2 separate regions of the Homo sapiens genome follow, and region 2 is linked to region 1. A link is a loop called in an ENCODE intact Hi-C map of the cell type or tissue named here. Cell type or tissue: heart right ventricle. All regions are shown on one strand. Each heading gives the region's core, and the rest is flanking DNA. Links, peaks and the distances in the headings are about the cores only.

Region 1 (12,011 bases), core at 2,619-10,618:
TAGTTCCATGCATCCCTTTAGTTTCTGGTGGGTTTTGGCAATCTTTTGGCATTCTTTGGCTCTGTTGCATTACCCTAATCTCCCTTCATCTTTACATGGAGTTCTCTCTTTGAGCACATCAGTGTCTTTTTATTTTTATTTTTTGCCCAGATTTACTGGAATTAGGTTACTGTTGCTTTCAATGGAAAGACCTAGGCCTTTGAGACTTCAGTAGGTTTGCTAATACAGTTGATTGTTGAACAACATGGGTTTAAACTGTGTAGGTCCACTTATATGTGGATTTCCTTTCGCCTCTGCTATCTCTGAGGCAGCAAGAACAACCCCTTCTCTTCCTCCATTCCTCAGGCTACTCAACATGAGGATGATGAGGATGAAGACTTTATGAAGATCCACTTCCACTTAATGAACAGTAAATGTATTTTCTCTTCCTTATGATTTCCTTAATAACATTTTCTTTTCTCTAGCTTACTTTATTGTAAGAATACAACATATAATACATGGAAAATATAAAATATATGTTAACTGTTCATGTTATCAGTAAGACTTTCTGTCAACAGTAAGCTATTAGTAGTTAAGTTTTTGGGGAGTCAAAAGTTGTATGTGAATTTTTGACTGTGTGGGAGGTCAGCACTCCTAACCTCACATTGTTTAAAGATCAACTCTAGACAGAATGGAGTGAAACTTGGAGATCCAGATGGATAAATAATCTATTTGTTTATTTATTTGAGACAGTTTCTCATTCTATTGCTCAGCCTGGAGTATAGTGGCATTATCATGACTCACTCTCACTGTAGCCTTGACCTTCTGAGATCAAGCAATCCTCCTGTCTCAGCCTCCCAAGTAGCTGGGACTACAGGTGGGCACCAACATGCCCAGCTAATTCTGGAGACAGAGTCTCCCTATGTTTCCCAGGCTGGTCTCAAATCTCTGGGCTCAGGTGATCGCCTCATCTTGGCCTCTCAAAGTGCTGGGATTACAGGTGTGAGCCACTGAACCTGGTCCATTTATTTATCTTTTGGTAGTCAAAAAAAATGAATAGCAAGGAGTCTGAAATGCACTATAGGAAAAGATGGTAGAATTAAGAAGAGGACTGATTTTTGGGATAACAGTGCAGGATAGGCCTGGCTTCAGAGTCTAGTTATTGGGCTGGATCCTAAATTAAGGACACTAAAATCTTTCTCCTTATTTAGATTCCCTAATTTGGTCACATGAATTAGCTATAATTGCAGGTTGGTCTCTACTGTAGTTTGATGCTAATCTATGCTTACACTTGTAGAGACACTGAAATAACTGCATGCCAAGAAGATGACGTTCACATTCACATCCTGACCCCGTAGCTATAATTGGACCTCTAGATCTCCTACTTCAGAAAGTATATCAAAATACAAGTGAAAAGAGTGTTTTTGGAAAAAAACAAAAACAAAAACAAACCTTGGACTTATTTAAATTCTTTGTGGAATAAAGAATTTAACCTTTTCCAAAGAGAGATCTGGCCTTTGCCCTCAGCTTCTGGGAGGTAATCTCTATGTTCTTGCAATGTCATACCTGATAGGAGTGTCTTATTTGGGAATTTAGGCTGTGCCAGACAGCCTAACAGTGCAATTTATAATGGAAGTTTTGAGTCATGTCAACCAAAATTAAGGCTGCTGAGGCAGAAATAATTTGACAAAAGTTTGTTGGAAGCCAACTGTGAGGACTGACCTGGGAAAACACACCAAAAAAGTTGGGCATATTCCACAGTCCACTACCAGTTGGAAGGCTTTTACAGGAAAGTTTAGAAGAAGGGAGGAGGACTCCTCACACCAAAATTGTCCTTTTCATTGTGGGGTGCAATACGGAGGTTATAATCATTGGCTACAGATTACAACATAAAAGCTAAAATGTTCTACATGCAAGACAACCAGTAAAAGTTCATGACTCAGAAACAAATCAGTGTTCTTTTCGATGTTAGTAGGTTACGTATTAATTAGTATGTCAACAATTTGAGGAACTCCCGACAAGATTTGAGGAACTCACGACAGGATTCTTTAGTCAGAGTCAGGATGTAAGCCTTTCAGCCTAACCTAACCTGCATCCTAAACTGTCATCATAAGTATAACAGCATCCAGAGAGCTCTGTGAGTCTTTCTAGTGCATTATTAAACCTAAGTATGGTCTTAGAGATCCTAAACTTGAAATGGTGTCAGAAGTGGGGGTAGTCTTGTGGACTACCCTTTAACATCACACTCAAAAAGTAAATAATTTGCAAACTATGTTCCTGTAATTACTAATCATGCTAAATTAATCTGTGAAGAACTGTTAACATGAACATCTGATATAAGAATAATGCTGATGGCTGGTTATTGAAAAGAAGAGAATTTGGGATTTAAGCACCCAGCAAGTCCTCTGAGTACTGAAGTATTCATTTATTCATTCAACAAATATTTGCTGAGTTCCTGACTACATGCCTTAAAAATACAGTCCCTTCAACCGGGATGATCCCTAGTAAAGAAAAATGATAATAATGTCTAATGGAGATATTTGATTCAATTCAAACAAGAATCAAACAATTCTAATAGAGGTAGAGACATAAAAACTGTCAGGTCTGTTTTGTTGTAATACTTAGAAATGTGTTATTTGGAGGCAGGTAAAACCGGACTGGCTACCTGACTGGTGATTTTCAGTACCACATGTACTGTGACATTCATTGTAACCTTAAGCTCTTTCCCACTTTTCTCATTTGTAAAATGGGGATAATAATACATACTTCATAGAATTGTTGTGAGGATTAAATGAGATGATGTATTAAAGGTACTTAAGGTCAGTTACATAATCAATACATGTTATATATATAATTAATATGCTCAGATTTATCTTCTAACCAATTTTTTTTAGCTGAATGTGAGAAGGTATTGCTTTCCAGCATACCTATGTTAATTTTAGTGGCTACTTATTTCCTTAGTCCCAGGAACTATAATGGCATCAAGAGTGTAGGCCCAGTTTTGAACTCTGTAGTTTAGCAGAAAATTGCTAATGAACAGGTTTTGGATTTATCTAGTAGTGGTGACTTCAATCACAGCTTCTTTTGCTGCCTTTTATTTTGTCAGTAAAATACCAGAGGGATTTGGGTGTTGTATATACAAGGTATAAAAGCCGCAGAGAAGGTGAAATTAGACTTTGTAATCTCATGGCTTTTAGGCAGGAGAAGGATTATGAAGCACCTGGTGAGAGTAAAATATTCATTAATTTAGTCTATAGCAATATGCAAATGTTTAGATGGTTTCTCATCTGGGGTAACTCAAGCTCTGCCCCTAAGACATTTTAATTGTGCAGAATATATTGAGCAGGCAGGACTAGCATGAAACCCTGGTGAATTGGTTATTTCTGAGATTTTATTCATTCTCATGAAAATATGTATTAGACTTTAGTCTACCCTATCAAATTTACAGGATAAAGGGAAGAGACTACACAACATGAATAGCTAAACTAACATTTTATAAAATCAAAATATTTTGTCTTGAATACATTATTTTTTAAGGCAATGTTGTCAAGCATGGTACCTTCTGCACAATCCTGCCTTCAAGCAATTTAGCCATTGTCGTTCGGTGTACTAATATCTTCCAGGTAATTATATCTCACACTACTATCACTCCTTGGGCTCTGCTCTCTTAATTCTCAAAATTTATTAATCTTGGCCGGGCGCGGTGGCTCACGCCTGTAATCCCAGCACTTTGGGAGGCCGAGGCAGGTGGATCACGAGGTCAGGAAATCAAGACCATCCTGGCTAACATGGTGAAACCCCGTCTCTACTAAAAATACAAAAAATTAGCCAGGTGTGGCCCCTGTGGTCCCAGCTACTCAGGAGGCTGAGGCAGGAGAATGGCGTGAATCCGGGAGACAGAGCTTACAGTGAGCCAAGACCGAGCCACTGTACTCCAGCCACAGAGCGAGACGCCGTCTCAAAAAAAAAAAAAGAAGTATTAATCTTGTTGGCTAACTCTCAGATTGTACTCATTTTTAAGTAAATTGCTCAAAGTCACAGGGCTAGACAGTGGCAGAGCTAAAAAATTTAGTGCTAGTTCTGCCAGAGGCATTTGAACTAGAGCAACTCCATCTTGAATAGGAGCTGTGTAAAATAAGGCAGACATAATGGGCTGCATGCCAGGAAGTTAGGCATTCTTAGTCACAGGATGAGATAGGAAGTCAGCACAAAATACAGGTAACAAAGACCTTGCTGATAAAATAAGATGCTGTAAAGACGCTAACCAAGACCCACTAAAATCCCGGTGGTGACAAAAGTGATCTCTGGTCATCTTTACTGCTCATCCTATGCTAATTATAATGTATTTGCATGCTAATAGACACTCCCCCCAGTACCATGACAGTTTACAAATGCCATAGCAAAGTTAGGAAGTTACCCTACATGGTCTAAAAAGGGGAGGAGCCGTCAGTTCTGGGAATTGCCCACCCCTTTCCCAGAAAACTCCTGAATAACCCACCCTTTGTTTAGCATATAATCAAGAGATAACTATGAGTATATGCAGCCCATGCCACTGCTTTGCCTATGGTGTCGCCATTCTTTATTCCCTTACTTTCTTAATAAACTTACTTTCACTGTACTCCGTGGACTCGCCTTGAAATCTTTCTTGTGTGAGATCCAAGAACCCTCTCTTGGGATCTGAATCGGGACTCCTTTCCCATAACAGTTCCCTCTTCAGTAGACCTATGGTTCCGAAACTCTCATATGCATTAGAATCACATGGGAAACTTGTTGAAAATATATATGCCTGGTTGTGATACACATAAGTCCTGAATCACGATGCCTGGTACAGAGACCAGAAATCTCCATTTTAAACAAACACACCTAGTGATTCTGAATTAGGTGATTGTAGGACAACACCATAGGGATCACATATGAAGGCTCTGAGAGCAAAAACTATTAGTTATTTCTGCATCTTTTAAACATCTTGTGCAATTTAGGGTTAATGCCACTCCTTTTAGGAGAGAAGAAAACAGAACTGGTTTCCGCAAAAGGGAAATGCTATTTTCTTTTTCTCTGCCTGTCTGATGCCTCTGCTAGAAAAGGCATGTATCTAACTCTTTTTGAAGTTTTAAGTTGAAGCTAAGCTTTACTAATGGGAATCCTAGAAGTGGCTTCTATTTGTGATATTCATACTGCATTAGGGAAGAATGTGGAAATAATAGAAGCAAATAAAAGCTTCAACCATGAAATGTTCCTCTTTCTGGAAAATCCACTGAAATCCTCTATAGCCGCTGATTAAATGCCACAGACCCACCCTATTCCTGCTTTTTGTTTGGTCTCATTGACTCCTATCAACCTCTGCAAGTAGTTACCAGGAAACAACAACATTCTAACCTTTCCTAAGACCTACTGCTCCTTCCCAGAAATATCTAAGCAAGCCATCTCATGAGAATAAAAAATTGCCTCTGGGTTCATTCGGGTCGTCAGTCTCTGGAGGATGGCAGTTTCTGTAGCAATTTGACACTCCTACTTTCTACTGAAATTGGAAACTGCCACCTTTCTTTATATTAAGTAAAATTCAGCTTTTGGCATGAGCTTTTACTGTCTTTTTTTAGCCTCAGGTTTTGCTGGTCCTAATGGGAATTACTTCCATTTTTACAGTGCAAGTGCTAGATATATAGTGTCAGAATAAAACACCATGTTCTGCGGGGCTCCCAGGAACTATAACTGTGCCATAGAAACAACAAAACAAACGAATGAAGCAGGTTTTATTTATATCAGTTAATAGTCTGCATATACATACGTCTTCCTGTAAACTAACAAAGATGATATATTGGAAAATTTTCTTAGCAATATTCTGAATTAAATGATTGTATTTAATTTTCTCATCAGTAAAATGAAGTGGTTAGACTAGATTAGGGGCCAGATTTGATTAGGCTCTCTTTTCATGGTCGGTCTCTTTCACAGTTACCCAATGCTGCTGTTAAGGAACAAAGGCAGCCATGGAGAATACATAAATGAATGGGCGTGGCTCCGTTCCAATGACTATTTATAAAAACAGGAGGCGGGCTGCATTTATTCTGCAGATATAACTTGATGACCCTGGATGCAAAGGTATTTTCTAGCTCCTTGATTTTTAATTTTATTCAAACAAATTGAAAGCCAGCTGTCATTTGATTACTCTTTGGCTAGATCTTTAGTTTTGTCTACCAAAGGCTACTGAAATTAGAAATAATAATAATAGTATTTTGTACTGAAACGTGAATGTGTTGTGAACGTGATAAATATTTTAAAAATATTTAGTTGAATCCTCTCAAACAAACCTAAAAAATGGTAACATTATTATGATCAGTATTCACAGATGAGGGAAACTGAGGCTCAGAGAAATAAAGTAATGTGCCTGTCGTAAGTGACTGTCGTAGTTCGTTCAGGCTGCTGTAACAAAATACCGTAGACTGAGTAATTTATAAACAACATAAATTTATTTCTCACAGTTCTAGAGACTGGGAAGTCCAAGATCAAAGTGCCAGCAGATTCGATGTGTGGCGAGAACTCTCTGCTTCATAAATGATGCCTTGTTGCTGTGTCCTTACGTGATGGAAGAGGCAAGGGGCCTCTCAGTCTCTTTTATCAGAACGTTAGTCCCATGTCTGAGGGTGGAGCCCTCATGACCATATCACCTCCCAAAGGCCCCACCTCTTAATACCATCACTCTGGGGGTTAGGTTTCAAGATATGTACTTTAGTGGGACACACACATTCAGTCCATAGCAGTGGTACAGTTGGGAGTCAGGTTCAGATATGTCAACTTTGAGAACTTCATTCTTTGAGAGCCTATTTGATTTTTTTTTTTTAATGAGATGGAGTCTCTCACTGTCGCCCGGGCTGGAGTGCAATGGCACCATCTCGGCTCACTGCAACCTCTGCCTCCTGGGTTCAAACGATTCTCCTGCCTCAGCCTCCCAAGTAGCTGGGATTACAGGCACCCACTACCACACCAGGCTAATTTTTTGTATTTTTAGTAGAGATGGGATTTCATTATGTTGGCCAGGCTGGTCTCAAACTCTTGACCTCATGATCCACCCACTTGAACCTCCCAAAGTGCTGGGATTACAGATGTGAGCCCCCGCGCCCAGCCTATTTGATTCTTAAATACCATCCTCTCTACTGATTTACATGAAGGTAGAATATTTTTGCATCCCAAAGAATTAGCCTGTGTGCTAATCCCTTATTGGGGAATGAATGTAGAGCAGGAATGAGAGGAAAGGGAAAAGAACAAGGAGAGGGCAGCCACAGAAAAGAGGGGTTTTTAAAGATATATTGTCAAACATGTCAGAGCCTGAGGCAGATAAGAACTAAGAAGAAACCACTGGATCTGAAAAGTAGAAAGTGTCTGATGACTCTTGGGGTAATGGTTGGGGCCAGAAGAAAGACTGCAAAAGGAATAATAAGTAAAAGTAAATGTAGCCCTGCCATGTCAGAAAACTGGCAAGATAGATGGGAGAAATGGATGGTTATTTCCAGCTCTCCTAATCTTTTCATTCTCTCTACATGGAGCATTTAGAAAAACAAAAACAAAAACCAAACAAACACATATCCTTTCATCAGCTGATTGCTATGCTGCTTGGCAGGGTTGTCACAATTTAAAGATCAGGACTTAGTCTTACATGGGAGCAAACACTTCTTTGTGGCAGAAATTCATTAGTCTTGCTCCCAGTCGGCTGGTGACAGAATGGGCACTAAGGTTTTCTTCTTGGAGGCTGGGAGTGTTGCTTCAGCATCACTGAGCTCATTATTCCTTTACTTTCAGAGCAAGATGAAATTAAGAGGCCAGCTTGTTAGGAAGTCAGTTCACTGTGTCATACAGATCTAAGAGGAATGTTGGAGCAAGTGCTGCTCCTGAAAAACATACATGGTTATTGGAGTAACAAGCAGAATTCTGTTGATGTTTGCTTTCCTTAGAAAGTAGAAGAAATGGATCAATTATGGCAGGGTTCAAAGCTCTCTATAGCTGAAGAGAAATATCTCCAAGGGCCATAAAAATAAAAAGACAGTTTGTTCATATCAATCCCTAACATAGAAAAATATCACTGGCTACATTTCCAACTATCTATTTCTACTACAGCCTTCAAAGTGGGGACTGGGAATCTCGTGCTTACTTTGAAGAGGCTTGAAATGATTGCCTCCTTTTGCAAAAATCTTTAAATTGAACAATTATTTTCAAGGCAGATTGTCTATATTGAGTCATTCTGCAGAACTAAAAAAAACTTAGTATTTTAAATGCATTGTCGTTTGGAGCACTTTAAGATTAAATAAATCGTTATCTTGGGTGATGCAATATGAAACCTTGAGTAGAGGTCAAAGAAGTTCTATGACATTTACAGATGTTTAAAAATAGTACTTTAAAATAGAGAAAACTATGAATTACCTTTATTAACCATAGTGATATAATGAATAATGGCATCTACCAATAATCAATCTCAAACCGCAATTAGTCACGACACAAGGTTCAATCTCTCACTAAGAGCAAATATTTTACTAGAGTAGCTAATAAATAACAAATTGATATGATTCCACTTAAAAAAATCATGTTTCAATTTTGATAAGGATGATTGATAAACAATGATAAACATTTATAAACCTTGATAAACATTGATAAAAATGTTTCATGTTTCAATTTTGATAAGGATGATTTGTAACCTTCTCAAAGAATTGTTATTAGAAGGTAAGAGGTAGGGCAAAAGATTTGAATAATTTGTCCATGTAACTGAGGCTTGGCTAAAATAGCATGTAATGTAATTAAATTATTTAGTGAACACATTGGTGGTGGTGTACAGCTTTTAGGACTTTAAGGGATATGAAACTTTTCATTTTCCCTTAATTATAATTATTCTTGTACTTATATTTCTATTAATTTATCTGTAAAAAGGAATTTAAAAATCTTCATATAATACTGTAGAACGTCATTAATCCGTTATTGAAGAACAGGAATATAATTATTAATTTATCTTTCTTATCCTTTTATTTATCTTTACAATGTTTGTTTAGCTGTGAATTTAAAAACCTTTAACTGATTCTGCTGTTAGCTCTAAGGGCCAATAATTACCTTCTCTTAGAGATGCAGCTTAAGTTATTTATCATAGTGGAATTAAATGTTGCCTAATTAGATTCTCTTGATTTTCTCCATGGGTCATTCTTAGACAGATGACTGAAGACCTCTTGTTTGAGGACACATTGGCTTAGCATGCAGTGTCTGACACAGGGCCCCGACACGCAGAGAGTAGGCGTGATTGTGATTTTGAGTTTATATTCTTCTGAATGGACTTTTTTTTTTTGGCTTATCATTTTTTTCCAAGTTAAATCTAATTTGACATAATTTTATAGACAAACAAGATTCCTATGTTGCTTATCATTTGTCTTTAAGTATTAACCAACTTTGCTTGGTGATGTTGAAATAGACTCTAGAAGTGAGCAAATCACCCCAGAGTTTCCTCAGGTGCTATTATTTTTGGGGTGCTATGTGAAGAAATAAAAACAAACTCTAAAACACAAGCCAGGTGTGCATACAGCTCTAGAATGAAAAGGTATTTCTGTTATTTCTTAGGGCAAATTTTACTTTTTGAGGATCTGTTTATTAGTATTTTGAGTATTAGTCATGAACTTAAAATATAAGTATAGTAGGCTTATAATTACTACCCACTAGTAATTTCTTTTATATTGAGACAGCTTCATTTGTACTGAATGTATAAAATTAATAATGATATACATGGATACTTAATTAAAAACCAATTACTGAGTTATTTTTATTTATTTTGACAATAGGAATTTATTCCAAAGCTTTGCATATGTGAAAACACGGATCTCCTCAGGGTGTTGTTGGTAGTCTAGACATAATAATAATGTAACTTGTTTGAGAAATCTTGTTCTTCTATGGGCAATCAAATACATGATTACTGAAGAAATCAAGTATTCAGAATCAGTTTGTATTGAAACAAACCCTCTATAGTCCCAGCTTACAGATACATTAAAATTGTAAGTCACAGAGTCCAAGTCTATTTTTTATTGGAAAGCTTAAACCCCAGACTTATGATAAGAATTTTCATAAAGGAAGCTGAACTTTATTTCTGGAAATATCAGATATTGTAGTTTGTGTATTTATTTTGGTGAGGCATTTCTTAAAAGGGAGCCATTTCTCAAAATTAACTTTTAAAAATTTCTGAATCTTATTTTGCCTCTGTATTAAAGGTGTTTATCTCTCATTTTGTTACAGAGATAAAAGATAAAAAGGACAGTTTTAAACATTATTGATTTCAATATTTAATTGACCTAGACAATTTACATTGATGTCACTAAGAATTATGCATCCACCTCTGAACATAATTAATTTATGAACTGTTAGAGTGTCATTTTTTATTGAGTAGTTGTTAAGAGTTGAACTGTATACCTCTAAATTCACATGTTGATTTCTTAACACCCAGTACTTCAGAACAGAATGTGACTGTGTTTGGAGACAGGGTCTTTAAGGAGATAATTAAGTTAAAATGAGGTCATTAGGGTGGGTCCTAATCCAATATGACTGTTGTCTTCATAAGAAGAGGAGATTAGGAAACAGACATAAACAGAGGAAAAACCATGTGGAAACAACGGGAGAAGACAGCCATCTTCAAGACAGAGAGAGGGCCTCAAAAGACAACAACTTTGCCAATACCTTGATCTCAGACTTCTGTCTTCCAGGGCTGTGAGAAAACAATTTCTTATTTAAGCCAACCAGTCTGTGGTACTTTGTTATGGTAACCTGAGCAAGCTATTATAATACAGTTACAGCTATAGCTATGGAAATTCTAAGGCCAATCTCTGTCCTCTAAGAGGTTGTATGAATTCCAAGCCCTGGCAGTTGTAAATGTTATCGTAGTCAGCTTCTCTGTCACCTGGTTTATTTCCTCTGACTCCTTGTCAGGTAGATAGAGAGAGAGTGTTGCAATGGATACTGAGAATGTGATGCATCCTGGTTCATCCGAACTCTGAATCTACTTTCCCTATGGCTCCATGTACTTGTGTGTAAGAAGTCAGGTTGCATGGACACGTGTGCATACCTGTATGTGAGGGTGTATGTGTGTATTGAAGAGAAGTTAGAGTATAGTACTGCTTAAGAGCATGGACTCTGCAACCAAATGGAGCTGAACAGCTCCACATTTACTGTGTACTATTGGGTAAGTTATTTAACCTCTCGGGGCCACAGATCTCTCATCTAGAAAATGGGGTCAGTGACAGTTCCTACTCTCATAGGGTTGTGGTGAATATTAATTGATTAAAGTATTTAGAATAGGGCTTGACACACAGTAAGAGCCAGGTCAGGCATAATGATCTTTATTTCATAGGGCTACTGTGAAGACCAATTAAATGATACAGTGGGTTTGAAGTACCTTACATGGTGCCTGGAAAGTAGTAGGCACTAAACACCTGTTGTCTTATTTTTCATCCTCAATATTCCCATAATCTCAATATGGTATTAAGGTTATACTCTTAACAAGGGCACCAAGGTGTGGGAACTGCAAAGGCACTTTAAGATCAACTGATTTAACTATTCACAAACAGGTGGAGGATGGTGAGGCACATCAGAACACAGAACTACAGTCTCCCTGTTTTCTCCTTCCTTCCATGTTGATGTAGTTTGGATATCTGTCCCCACCAAATTTCATGTTGAAATGTGATCCCTAATGTCGGATGTAGGGTCTGGTGGGAGGTGTTTGGATCATGGGGACAGATCCCTTATGAATGGCTTGGTGCCCTCCCCATGGTAACAAATGAGTTCTTGCTCTGTTAGTTCATGTGGGAGCTGGTTGTTGGAAGGAGCCAGTTTCTTGATTACTTTCAGTGAAAAAATAAAAAATAAAAATAAAATAAAGGAGCCCAGCACCTCCTCTCTCTCTTGCTCTCTCACCTGTGACACATCTGCTTCCCTTTTGCCTTCCACCTGATTTAAAGCTTCCTGAGGCCTCACCAGAAGCTGAGCAGATGCTGGTGCCATGCATGTACAGCCTGCAGAAACAT
Region 2 (12,011 bases), core at 2,190-10,189, 100 kb before region 1:
GACACCTAACACAGTGCCTGACACATCAGAGGTTCTCAATAAATATGTGCAGAATGAATAACAAATGCTTAAAAAATTAACAAGTATTAGTATTGTCAACTAAATGAATGAATAAACACATGATGAGACACATCAGTTGTCAGCAACCAAAGTAGTCCAGTGTTTCTCAGGAATTTTAGCATTCTTGCCATGCTCAGTCACTGGCTGGGAGTAGCCCCTGGGAAGCATAGCCTTGAAGCAAACATAGGAATGGATTTCAGAGTGAAACAGCTTGGGACTCTTGGGTCAATTATGCTCCTGGAGTTCAATGTCTGAGAGGCACTTTCTCATCAGCCATAGTGATAAATGCTATGGAAAGAAAATAGAGCAGGGAGGAGAATAAAGATGGCTAAGGCAGGGAATGTTGCAATTTAGAATTGGGTCACTAAGGTAGCCTCAGTGAGAAGGCAATATTTGAGCAAGGTCTTGAAGAAGAGGTGAGAGTTCGTGATGAGGATATTTATGGGAAAAGCATATCAGGAAGGGCCTGTGCAAATGTCCTGTGGTGGGCCATACCTGCCATGTTTTATGAACAAGGCTAGTGTGGTTAGAGAGCTGGGACTAAGAGAGGGTTAACAGGAAATTTGGTTGGAAATGTAACAGGTCCCAATTCATGCAGGGTCCAGTAGGCCATTGTAAGGACTTTAGCTTTTAGTCTGTGTGGGATGAGAAGGCATTGAGGTGTTTTAAGCAGAGGAGTGTTTTGCAAGTGTGAAACAGGAAGACTAGATAGGATGTTATTACAGTAATCCAGATGAGAGATGATGGTGGCTTGTGTCAAGGTGGTAACAATGAGAGTGTTACCACCTTGGTTGTACCATGGTTGTACCATGGATAACTTTTGATTCTGTTGGTGGATTGGATATAGGGGTTTAAGAGAAAGAGAGGATTCATAATCACTCTTTGCCTGAGTGAATAGAAGTCGCCATCAATTGAGATAGTGAGGTTGATGAACTAGGTTTTTTTTTTTTTTTTCTTTTGAGGGAGAGGATGGATACCAAGTTTTGGAAAAGTCAATTGGTTCTCCACATGGAGATGTTGAGTAGGCAATTGGATATACGAATTTGGAGTTCAGGAAAGAAGTCTCAGGTGGATTTATAAAATTTATTGTAACTACGGAAGGATCACAAAACATCCAGAATTATAGTTCAAAAAGCAGTATATGTTAGCGAACTAGCTTCCATTAAATATTAACCTTATATTAATGACCAAATTCAGCCTTTGTAAAATAGATATATAATAGAGCACTATCTGCTGTCATTTATCTTATTGAACTACTTTTACCAAGTATTTTTGTTGTTTTCCAGCCAGTGTAAACGAGGATGGCAAGAGTTAAAAGTTACAGTCAATTAGTTGACATTATATTAGGAGGTAGGGATATAAGCGATTATGAGACAGTGCTCCTTCTTACAATGAATTTACTGTCTGGCTGGAGAGATAAGACGCGTGCTCAAAACAATTAGAAGACAAAAGAATAGTAAACCAACCGTTGTTGTATTCCGATGAAACAAAGTGCTAACTATTGCACAATTTGAGCCCAGAAAAGTATATCATAGTGAATGATAGTAGTGTGTGGGATTAGCAGTGAGTGCAACATGAATTGAAAATTGAGGTTAATGTGAGTTGCAGGAAAGCGACTGCAGGGAGAAAGTAGACTTTAGAAGCAGAGAAGCCATTTCTAAGCATGAGAGGGGGTGAAACAATGTGTTAGAGGTCCATAAGGGAGAGTGTCCTGTCTGGAGCAGAAAGGAGAAATTAGAGAGATTGATAGAGATATACATTTATACATAGAACTTGATGTTCAGGGAAAGTGGGAGAGAAAAGATCAGATTCATATTTTAGGGAAATAAAACTGCCAACTGTCTCAGAACATATAGAAGGAGGGAAAATTCAGGTAAAGAGATCCATCAGGAAGGGTGACTATGAAAGAGTCTGTAGAAAGAGCCTGTAGAAGGAAACTAAAAAATTGCTGATGTTCCACAAAAGGAAAGGTCCCCAGTGTTCTTCCTCACCTTCAGAAGGTCTGAACTCAGAGACCACAAACTGGATGAACATGAAGGACAAAGTAAGTAGAGGAGAAGTGTTTAAGGTGCTAATACAAATGTGTTAGAATCCAAGGGGGATGGCAATGGGAATGACCAATAAGGAAGAAATCTACAAGAAATTTCAATAAGAGTGTTCAACTGGAGAGAAGGATGAGAATTTGATAGGTTCCAAATGAAGTACAAAATAGGAGCTTGAATTGGAAATTTCAGATAGAAAATCACAAAGAAATGAAATCTAATGAAATAGTGGCAGGAGAAAATTGAAGGATGCCGAAGGCAGGATGTATATGTTGAAAACATCTCTAGAGCCTTTTTGAAACCAGATCCCGTGTTAAAAAACTGGATGCTCATTCTCCTTCTCACTCTTCTCTCTTTCTTTCTCTCTCTTTTTCTTCCCGTCTTTCTCTCTTTATAACTTCTCAGACTTCTGGAGGCCAGAAGTAGTGTCACGCTAAGAATACGGTGTTTATTTTTTATACGACATCTCTGAAGGAACCATTAGAAAAATCTTCACTTTCAGATTTACCATGTGCTAATGAGTGTGTTTCTATTTTCTTTTGTTTAATCCTTGACCCTTATTCTCTCACATCACTGGACAAGGTGAGTTTTTCATCGACCTTTTATTCTTTAGTAGACCATTGGAAGGGATTTAATTGCCATAGGCAAGTAACAAATAGTATGTGAGTAGGTTGACCACATAAATCAAATTAAAAAATCTGACCACATAAATCAAATAAAAATTATTTTGATTTGTTGGTACTATAACATACCCATTTCATTGTGAGGTAATTTGAGCTTTATGGTTTAAAGAGTAAATGAGGAAAAAATAGTAGGCTTCAAGACAATCTACAGTACAGATGCTTATCTTACTTGAACTCTCCATGACACTGGGCAGAGTTAATCTCTCCTTCTCTCTTCACTTGGCTTCCAGGACACCTCTCTTGATTTTATTTCCATGTCATTAGTCTCTCCCTCTCAGCCTTCTTTGCTGGTTCTTTCTCCTTTTCTCAATGTCTTAAAATTGCAGTGCACTAAAGCTGCAGTTGTTGGTGATCTTTTCTTTTCTATTCCTTTCCAGTCACTCTCAAGATCTCATTTACTCTCATTTTAATGCCATTTAGATGCTAAGATTCATGCATTTATTTATATCTCCAGCCTAGACTTCTCTTCTGTGCTGGAACTCCCTTACCTTAGAAATCTGTATGCCTCATTCTCTCACCTTCTTAGGTCTTTGCCGAGATGCTACCTTCTCAATGAGGCTACCTTGACTACACTATACAAAACCACAAATCCCTCTTTCTGAAACTACGAATCCTCCTCATCTCGCTCTATTTTTTTTTTTTTACCTTTGTCATGTTCTGTAATACTATATGACACACTTTTCTGGGGGGTTTATTGCCTGTCTTCTTTCACTAGAATGCAAACTCCATGCAGAGAAGGTCTATTTTTTATCTGTAGTCTAAGTACTTAGAGCAGACTGGTACATAGTGGACACAACAGATAATTGTTGAATGGTAATCATTGTGATCCATTTGATTGCACAATATGTGTCAAATGCCTTATAGGCCTACTTAATGGATTGGGGAAACTGACATTCAAAAAGATTAACTAATCTACCAATGGGTGATATATCTAATAAGCAGTAAAACCAGGATTTAAATCTAGAACTGTCTGGACAAAAGGTTCCATCTTTATTCACCATACTATCCTACCTCTATTTTTTCCTTAGTTGCAATGAGACACCACAGCACAAGGTTTAACCAGACGTAGAATACAATATTATGCATGATTCACAAATTCAATCATTTCGATGATTTGTGGAATTGATTTTTAAGACTGGAAACAGTTTACAACCACTTTTTGACATTTGCTTAAAGATTAGAATATAACATTTTGTAAGCAAACAGAGTCCACAATCACTTTTTCTTTGAAATTTGCTTGAAGCTTAGACTATAATTTTTTGTAAGCAAAGTATTCCAGAGATAGACCACTACAAAAAAAATTCTACTTGCATGTAATCAAATAGTGTGTGTGGTTAAGCATGCTGCTGTCTCTTTAAACAGCTATGCAGTGCTTTCCAGCTAAGTCTCCTAGAGGTCAAACAACTGCTCCATTTAGTGGAAAAGGATATTTAACTAAACCAATTGACTTTTTAGAGATAAAAGGTGCAGCTGTTTTCTGAACACAGCCTAAGTTATCTAATATCCTATCAAAAATAACCACAGATAAAAAATAACCTATTACCAAACCAAGCACACAGCAAAGTCTCCCCAAATACCCATCAAACAAATTGAAAATGTTCTATAATTTATTTCCCTTCTCATGTCCATGTAACATGAGAAACCAATATTTAACATATTTGAGATCTTACATCTTAGTTTCCTCTGCCTCAGTTTACAAATGGACATGAAAATAATCAGCATCATAGAAAGTATTAGCATAGCTTTAAACTGGAGAAAAAGCAGGAGGCTAAACAGTCTGTAATTATCATTCCACAAAGATCAAGTGCTATAGGGTACCTCAGCACAGTGCATTTTTCTCTATCAATTTCCCACTTACACGTCCACACCTTGTGGTGCTTTTATACCCTTGTACAGTGTGTACCATACAGGAGGATGAAAAAGACCATCTAGGTTGAACTTTAGATGTATTTGTTATGAGTAAGAGCATTCAGTGTGGACCATTTGCCTTATTCACTTTCCTTCCTTTGTTAGTAGTGTAAGGAAGCCGCCCTTCCCTCAGCATTGTTTTCGGATTTGGGTGTATTTAAAAATGCTGTTCCACTGTGATACCTTTACTTGACACTTTCATTTTTAGCCAGTCAATTCAACATAATATTTAAAATATTTGGACCAAAAAGTGTTCCTGAAATCAAAAGCATTTTGAATACGTTAATAATATGTGGTAGTGCATACTAAACTGGATGTTTAAATTATCCAGGTTGCTTCTGTGTGTGCTCAGCTGTTTTATGAGCTTTAAAAATGTGGGCTTTTTTTGATTGTTGTTTTGAGGGTTATTTCTCCTTTTCTCTCAAAGTTTGTGATTTTAGTTTAAAGAGTAACTGATTGTAAGTTTTAGCATTTGGGTAGTTTCTGCCCTAGATTTGCACAAAGAAATACTAAGTGGGGTTTCTTCTATCAACTGAACTTGTTGCATTCCCTTTTTCTCCTTAAGTTTGAATCTCAATTTTTGTTGGTATAGCAAAATAAATACCCTCAAATTTATATTGATCTCATAAATGCAAATAGAGAAATTAAAACTGATCGTTGAGAAGCTGCCTTGCCTATAAAGAAGTCATTGATTCTGTAGCTCTACTAGACTCCCAAATGTAGATATGGACCTAATATGTGTATATAAAATACTTACATTCCCCCATAAAGTCTTGAAGAACAATTTGGCCGTCATAGGAATACAATTTGGAAACTGAATATGGAATTGTAAAAGGATGTCACCGCTAAGTGGAAACCCAGTACTTTGAGTTCTGATCACGTAGTCATTCATCTATCCATACATCACGTAGTGATTAAATATCTGTTGACTCTGTAACTGACATCATGCTATGTGCAGAAATAAAGATAAATAAGACAATGAACTTTTTTAGTGGAGAAGATAAGAGGTACACAGAAGACAAGTTAATACTGCATTAAAAGTGAAAAGTTCACCAAAGTCAGAATCAGGACAAGGAAGGCCAGAGTTCAGAGAAGTCATCCTAGCAGAGATAGCAGTTGACCTGAGCGCTTGAGTCTTTCAGATTTGGACAAGTAAGAGTTAATTAACCAAGAGAATGATTCCGGGATAGGAGGTATAGGGAAGTAAGGGGGACACGGCACAGTCACAGCCCCTGAATTTCTAGATCATTATAGATAAACTGAATAATTTTTCTAGGTGCAGAATTTTTAGTAGGTAATGGAATGACATCTTACCAAATTGTCCATGAACAGGCTTATACATCCCCAGGTTATTATGTAAGGTATGTGATATTCAAAGACTCTATGTGTATACATATATACACATATATATTATAAATATGTTTGTGTCTATTAATGATCCTTAGCTAATTCATGTACATCAAAATCTTGTTTCTCTTCCATTAGATAGTTAATGAATGTAGATGGTTTTGGAATCAGAGGTACTGGCTTATTTTCCAACCTTTCCATTTAGTAGATGAGTGAACTCAAGAAAATCACTTAATATCTGAGAGAGTGCATTTTTTCAGGTGTACAATGATGGGAATAAGAAATATGTCAAAAATTTTTTTCATCAAGATTAAATTAGTATTTAGGTAAAGATGGTAATAGGCTACAATAAATGCTTAATAAATGGCAACTTTACTATTACTATTTACCTTATTGTACAAGTCCAGTTCTTAGAAATGTATATTAAATCTTGCAGGCATATTATTATTTCTTTCAGTGCTTTTACATTTGCTGAATGCCTCTTTTAACATATATAACCTAATACTGCAATTGACTTGTTTGGGAGAAAGACCAGAGTCTCATTCTTCCCCACGAACCAAGAAGCTACCAGATATCTTCATTTCCAGTATGAGAAAACTGAGGCATAGATGGACTGACTGATTTGGGCAAGGAGCCAATTCATTAAATAATAACACTCCTTGTCTTCCCATTAGATTCCCTATGGAAATCTTGGAGGGCTCGGTCTGAGGTCTGATTCTTTGTCATTATGGAAATATCGTATAAGATTATCCAATTAGATTGGTTTCTAGGCAGAGCCATCACTCTGAAGGCTAGGGTGCAAGCCAGTTATGTTAAAGTGGATTTACATGGCAAAGCAAGAAATGAGCCAGCTGTCAGTGTGTCTGCCTTTCAGTCCATTTCACTATTAAGAGTGAAGGCTCTGAGGTTTCATTTACCAACAGATTGGGTTCCAGACAATTGTAATTCTAGCTTGAAGATTTTTGGAAATAAGTATTTTGAAAGATGCCAACTGAAAGTTTACTTCCAAAATTTTTAATGGCCTCTCTTTGGAGAGATGAATACTTTGTAGGGGCCAGGGTTTATTGCATGCCTTAGATAGGCTTTGAAAGCGAAAACTAAAAAATAAAACCACACATTTTCCATCTAGGAGTTTTACTCTTGCATAGTGTAAAAAATAAAATATCTTTGTTATTTCATCATTAGATCTGTCATGCAAAGTGAAATTCTTTTGGGTTTATAGCCTTCCTTCCCCTCCCCTCCTCTTTCTTTTCTTCCCCTCTCCTTTCTTTCCTTCCTCTCCTCTTCCCTCCCCTCCCTTCTCTTCTCCCTCTTCTCCTCTTCCTTTTGGTGAGATTCTAACTGTAGGAGTTAGATTGCTTAATGGGTGCCCAGGGTAAAGACTGAAAGAATTACATTATGCAGTGAAGCAGTGGTGTGGGCAGGGTGAGATTTAAAAGAATATTAAGTTCCAAGAAATATAGTTGCCACAAACAGGTCTGTAGGAACTCCTTTAGAGCTGGAGGTTAATTAGAGTCCTTACTTCCTGTGAAATTTGAAGGCCTAGAGCATAGCCCAGATAGTGACATAGGGAGCTGCCACTTTGTACCCACATTAGTTGGCCATCAGCCACTTAAAAAAAAAAAACTCAGCAACAAAAATATTCCTTTGTATGTATTTAATTTCAACCTCATAACATAAAAAATACTTCAGAGAAAACATTTAAAAGCAATTTAAGTGTAAATTTCTTTCTGAGTGAAATTCCAAAGAGCAGTCTACTCTTCCTCACAGGCCTTGGAATTCTTAAATATGAAATCCTAAGCTATTTTGGTATTGCAATAGTAACCAGCCTTCTAAAGGGAGTCCCTGAATAGAATAATAACAGTAATTCAGTTGAGAAACAAAGGTCAAACCAGATGAATATCTCGTGTTAATTTTGTCCAAGGCTTTATTAACATACTATGGTTTGTCCGTTTGACATTTGATTTTTATCAAGCTATAGTCTTATCCCCACCCTTTATTTATATAGCTCTTTTGGAAATGAATATGAATGAAATAAAAATCACAACCTTTTAGGGTGTGGGGCAGATCAATTTTCCTTTCTTTGAATTTACCAAATCTGTTTGTGTGAGGAAGCAAGGAAATGCATTTTTTGGGGCCTAATGGAGTAAGTACATTATTATGTTTCCCAGAGCTATTGAAGGCAGTAAGCTCACTTCTAAGTGAGCAAGGTAAACACCCCTCAGTTTTGTCCTGAGCTTTGTATGACTACTGGGTCTTCTCCCCCATCCTAGGATCTACTAAGCACAAATGTACATATGACAAATGGAATGTAAACAAATGATACCCCATGGCTACACAGCAGGGGAAATGTACAGAAAGGTTCTTACATGCCATTACAAATGGTAGCCTCCAAGTGCCAAGTTAATTATGAAAAGGAGAAGCAGTGACTCCCTAACATACGGCTCAAAATAAAGACGGGTTTGTCCACAAAAAAGAATGTAACAATTCAGTTCTGTGCATTTGTTTATTGATGATCTCTTTTTTCCCCTTACGTCTTGACATTCCACCAAAGCAGGCTGCATGATCTTCCCCTTAGGAAACAACTCAGAGCTTAGGTTTATTTACAAGCTTTATTCTACTAAAGAGCAAAATGTTCCAGCTGATAGAATAGATGTTACATGGCAGCCTACTGACCTCTCTATTTGGGGAGAAATATTCAACTCCTACAGAGAAGTCCTAAATGTTAGCTGATTCATGGTCAGTTTTTTTTCTTTTGTATTTACTGAAGACCAAACCACTGACTTTAGTTTATTTCTTTTTTTTTTCACCAGTAGGATGTTTCTCTACTTCATGTCAGATTCTGCAATAAAAAAGTAGCTTTGGGCTGCGAATTTGAGCTTTATAATTTTTCACCTCCATTAGCTTCAAAGGCACCAAGTTCAGGCTACATTAGAGTTTCACCTTAACAAGAAAAGGATGGTAGGGTGTTGGGTAGGAGGAAGCCTAATCTTCACACATTTTGGGAATGCTGTGAGATCAGGGTATTTGCATGCGGGCTTCTAGGAGAAATGGGGAGACAACTATAGAACTGATCCTTTGATTCTGGGGCTCCAGGAACTTCTAGAAGCACACTGAGTAGTAAGAAAACTCACCTTGATATAGGAGACTATTGAAAAGACACATATTTCAGTTTAGGATGCTGATTATTTTTGGGGGAGAGATACTTTTGTGTGTATGACATAAATGTCTCTGATTTCAATCTGAAGGAAGCTGACCTCAGGTCCTCTCAGTAGGAAGGGGTATAAAAACTAATGGAGAATTATGCCATTTGGGGCCTAATAAGATTAACTCTAAAGACTAGGGAGGAGAGGTCCTAGCTCCAAATTGGTGAGCTCTGAGCATGAGTAAGTAGAGAGAAGAGAGAAGTCCAGAAAGAGAGGACCAGCATGATTGAAGTAGCAGTTGCTAGAGTACAGCTTATCAGAGGATGGGGCAGAAAATTCCAACAAAGAACTAGGAGAGCATGGGAGCCCCCTGGGATGAATGAAAAGGACTTGGACTTTTAGGAGTGGCACGCACTCACAGGCTAGGAGCTCAAGAGTCAAAGATAATTGCAACTGTTGCTATGTCTTTCGTGGTCTCCCTGGCTCTCTAGGACTGGTGTGGCCTGGGGAAGATCTTTCAGGGCACAACGGCCATTCCACTACCAAGATGCAAATTAAACACTCTATAGAAAAAGATTACAATTTGAAGACAAGCTGTATTTTTTCTAAAGTCGCATTGTTAAAGTATTAGAATAAGAGTTGAGAGCCCTTGCTTCATACAGCAATATTGCTGCAGCTTTTATTCCTATTACTGACAATAGCTTTTAGTTCTTTTCACCAAATCAAGGAGTTCTAACAGATTTAGTACTTGTAGCTAACATTCTGACTCAAGTGGCATGCATAATTAATTCCATATCATGGCCAGTTTAATTTCTTCCCTTTCATCCAAAAGTACACAGAGGTCGTGATTATATCCTGTATCCTCACTACCTGAATGAAGCCCATCTTGCCCCTTCTCATATTCCTTCCCTCCCTTTAACCACAGAATTGTCCTTCTAAGGGAAAACACAACTAACTGAATCTATTTGTTAATCTACCACCTCTCAAAGTGTCTAGGTCAAACTGAATAGTATATTTAGTGGAGAAAACACTTTCCATAGTCTAAATGGAATGTGAGCCTATGCATTCATGCTTTACTGAGTGGTCAACTCATATATGAAAAGAAGTGATCCCAGTACGTTAGGCATTCTTAGTCACAGGATGAGATAGGAAGTCAGCACAAGATACAGGTAGCAAAGACCTTGCTGATAAAACAAGTTGCAGTAAAGAGGCAGGCCAAAACCCACCAAAACCAAGATGGCTGTGAAAGTGACCTTTGCTTGTCTTCACTGCTCATTATATGCTGATTATAATACATTAGAATGCTAAAAGACACTCTCACCAGCACCAGGACAGTTTACAAATCACGGCAATGTAGGGAAGTTACACTATATGGTCTAAAAGAGGGAGGAACCCTCAGTTATGGGAATTGCCCACCCCTTTCCTAGAAAGCTCATGAATAATCCACTTCTTGTTTAGCATGTATTCAAGAAATAACTACAAGTATAATTAGTTGAGTAGCCCACACTGCTGCTTTTGCCTATTCTTTTGTTTCTTTGCTTCTCTAATAAACTTGCTTTCACTTAAAAAAATAAAAAAGAAAAGCAGTGATCCTTTCCTTAAGGAACTAGCTTGAAATAAGTAGGCCTACTGTGGGAATTACGTTCTACATACCATGTGTGTGTCCACTGGTCATGAGTTGGTGCCTATGTGGTTGGTTGGAAAGGATAAGTCGCTTGGAATGACAAATATAATTTTGGGTTCAAACATGTTGCTGGGAATCAAATGATAATTGGAAGTCTCTTGAGATCTGAAACTCTGTTGGCAATGTGAAAGTTTTCAGTGATGCACACCTTGAAGCCATGATTGTTGTGGCATGGTTGATTTCATTCATTCAACAAATATTTATTGTGTATTTACCGTGAACCAGTTACTGTATAAGGAGTCGGTGATGGAATTGAGTAACATGGAAGCTGTCTCTGCCCTCTTGGGTTTTAGCCTTCAGTGGTGGAAGATGCGAGAGAAGCAAACAGAGTCTTAGATCATGGTAAGTGCTATGAAGAAAACAAAGCAGGACTTTGAATAGAGTTACCGGTTAGGGGTGGCGGTGGTAGTGAGATGTGTAGTTAATTTAGACTGAGAAATCAAGGAAGGCCTTTGAGGAGATAACATTTGAATTGTCTCAAGCTAAAAACTCAGGGTTCCTTCTGAATTAGATTCCCTTTTTCTTAGTTATGGACCTATGAAGTTCAGCTAAATATAGTACTTATTTGGTTTTTATTTGCTCCTTCTAAATTAGGCAAACCTTTTTTTCTCTTGCCATGTAAACATTTAATAAGCTTGCAAATTGGGCATAGGGAAGAGTTTCTTTCCTTTTAAGAATCACAGTAAATATCTCACAACTAGGGGAAGTTGCCTCCAGGTAATTGGTGTTACTTTACAAAAAAGAGACTCATGACTTTAATAGCCAGGCTTTAGTTGTGTACATAGCTATTTCAGATATAATAGAATTTTCTTCCTAATGAAAAGCTGTTTTGCTTTCAGTAATTCCATGTACTTATGTACTTATGTCTTATTGATGGCTTCCCACTCAAAGAAGTTACCAAAGAAGTCATCTCAGCCCTTTGCAGAGGTTAGCTGTGAGAAAAGAGAATTAATTTAGGTAATTCCCACCTATGGAAGAGCCATCAGCCTCCTCAGAAAACATACCCTACCCCATGTCTTCACTGTTAAATCAATTTACTGTACATTCCTTCTTTATTCATTTTAACCAGTTCCATGTGTAGTTAGATTCTGGAGTGAACCTTGCAAGAGTGATAATTTTTGTACCCTCGAATCCAATCCAT

Evidence for each region. A loop is a pair of places that touch in the nucleus more often than their neighbours do. Peaks named below come from ENCODE experiments on the same cell type or tissue, not always from the same donor. Only the 100,000 strongest peaks of a DNase experiment are listed, where the experiment ranks them.
Region 2: a loop joins it to region 1, with 2.9 times the contacts of the local background. A loop is called at or near these places in 26 of 110 quality-filtered maps.

What each region holds. Positions count from the first base shown.
Region 1 is chr1:99,528,057-99,540,067 of GRCh38, reverse strand. No RefSeq gene overlaps it. Among named protein-coding and RNA genes, the nearest start is that of LINC01708, 46 kb to the right of the region's middle. In heart right ventricle, for the core only: no CTCF peak of the experiment used is centred there; a DNase peak (open chromatin) is centred at 5,985; H3K4me3 peaks cover 1,103 bases; H3K27ac peaks cover 3,212 bases.
Region 2 is chr1:99,631,759-99,643,769 of GRCh38, reverse strand. No RefSeq gene overlaps it. Among named protein-coding and RNA genes, the nearest start is that of PALMD, 8.3 kb to the left of the region's middle. In heart right ventricle, for the core only: no CTCF peak of the experiment used is centred there; no DNase peak of the experiment used is centred there; H3K27ac peaks cover 5,332 bases.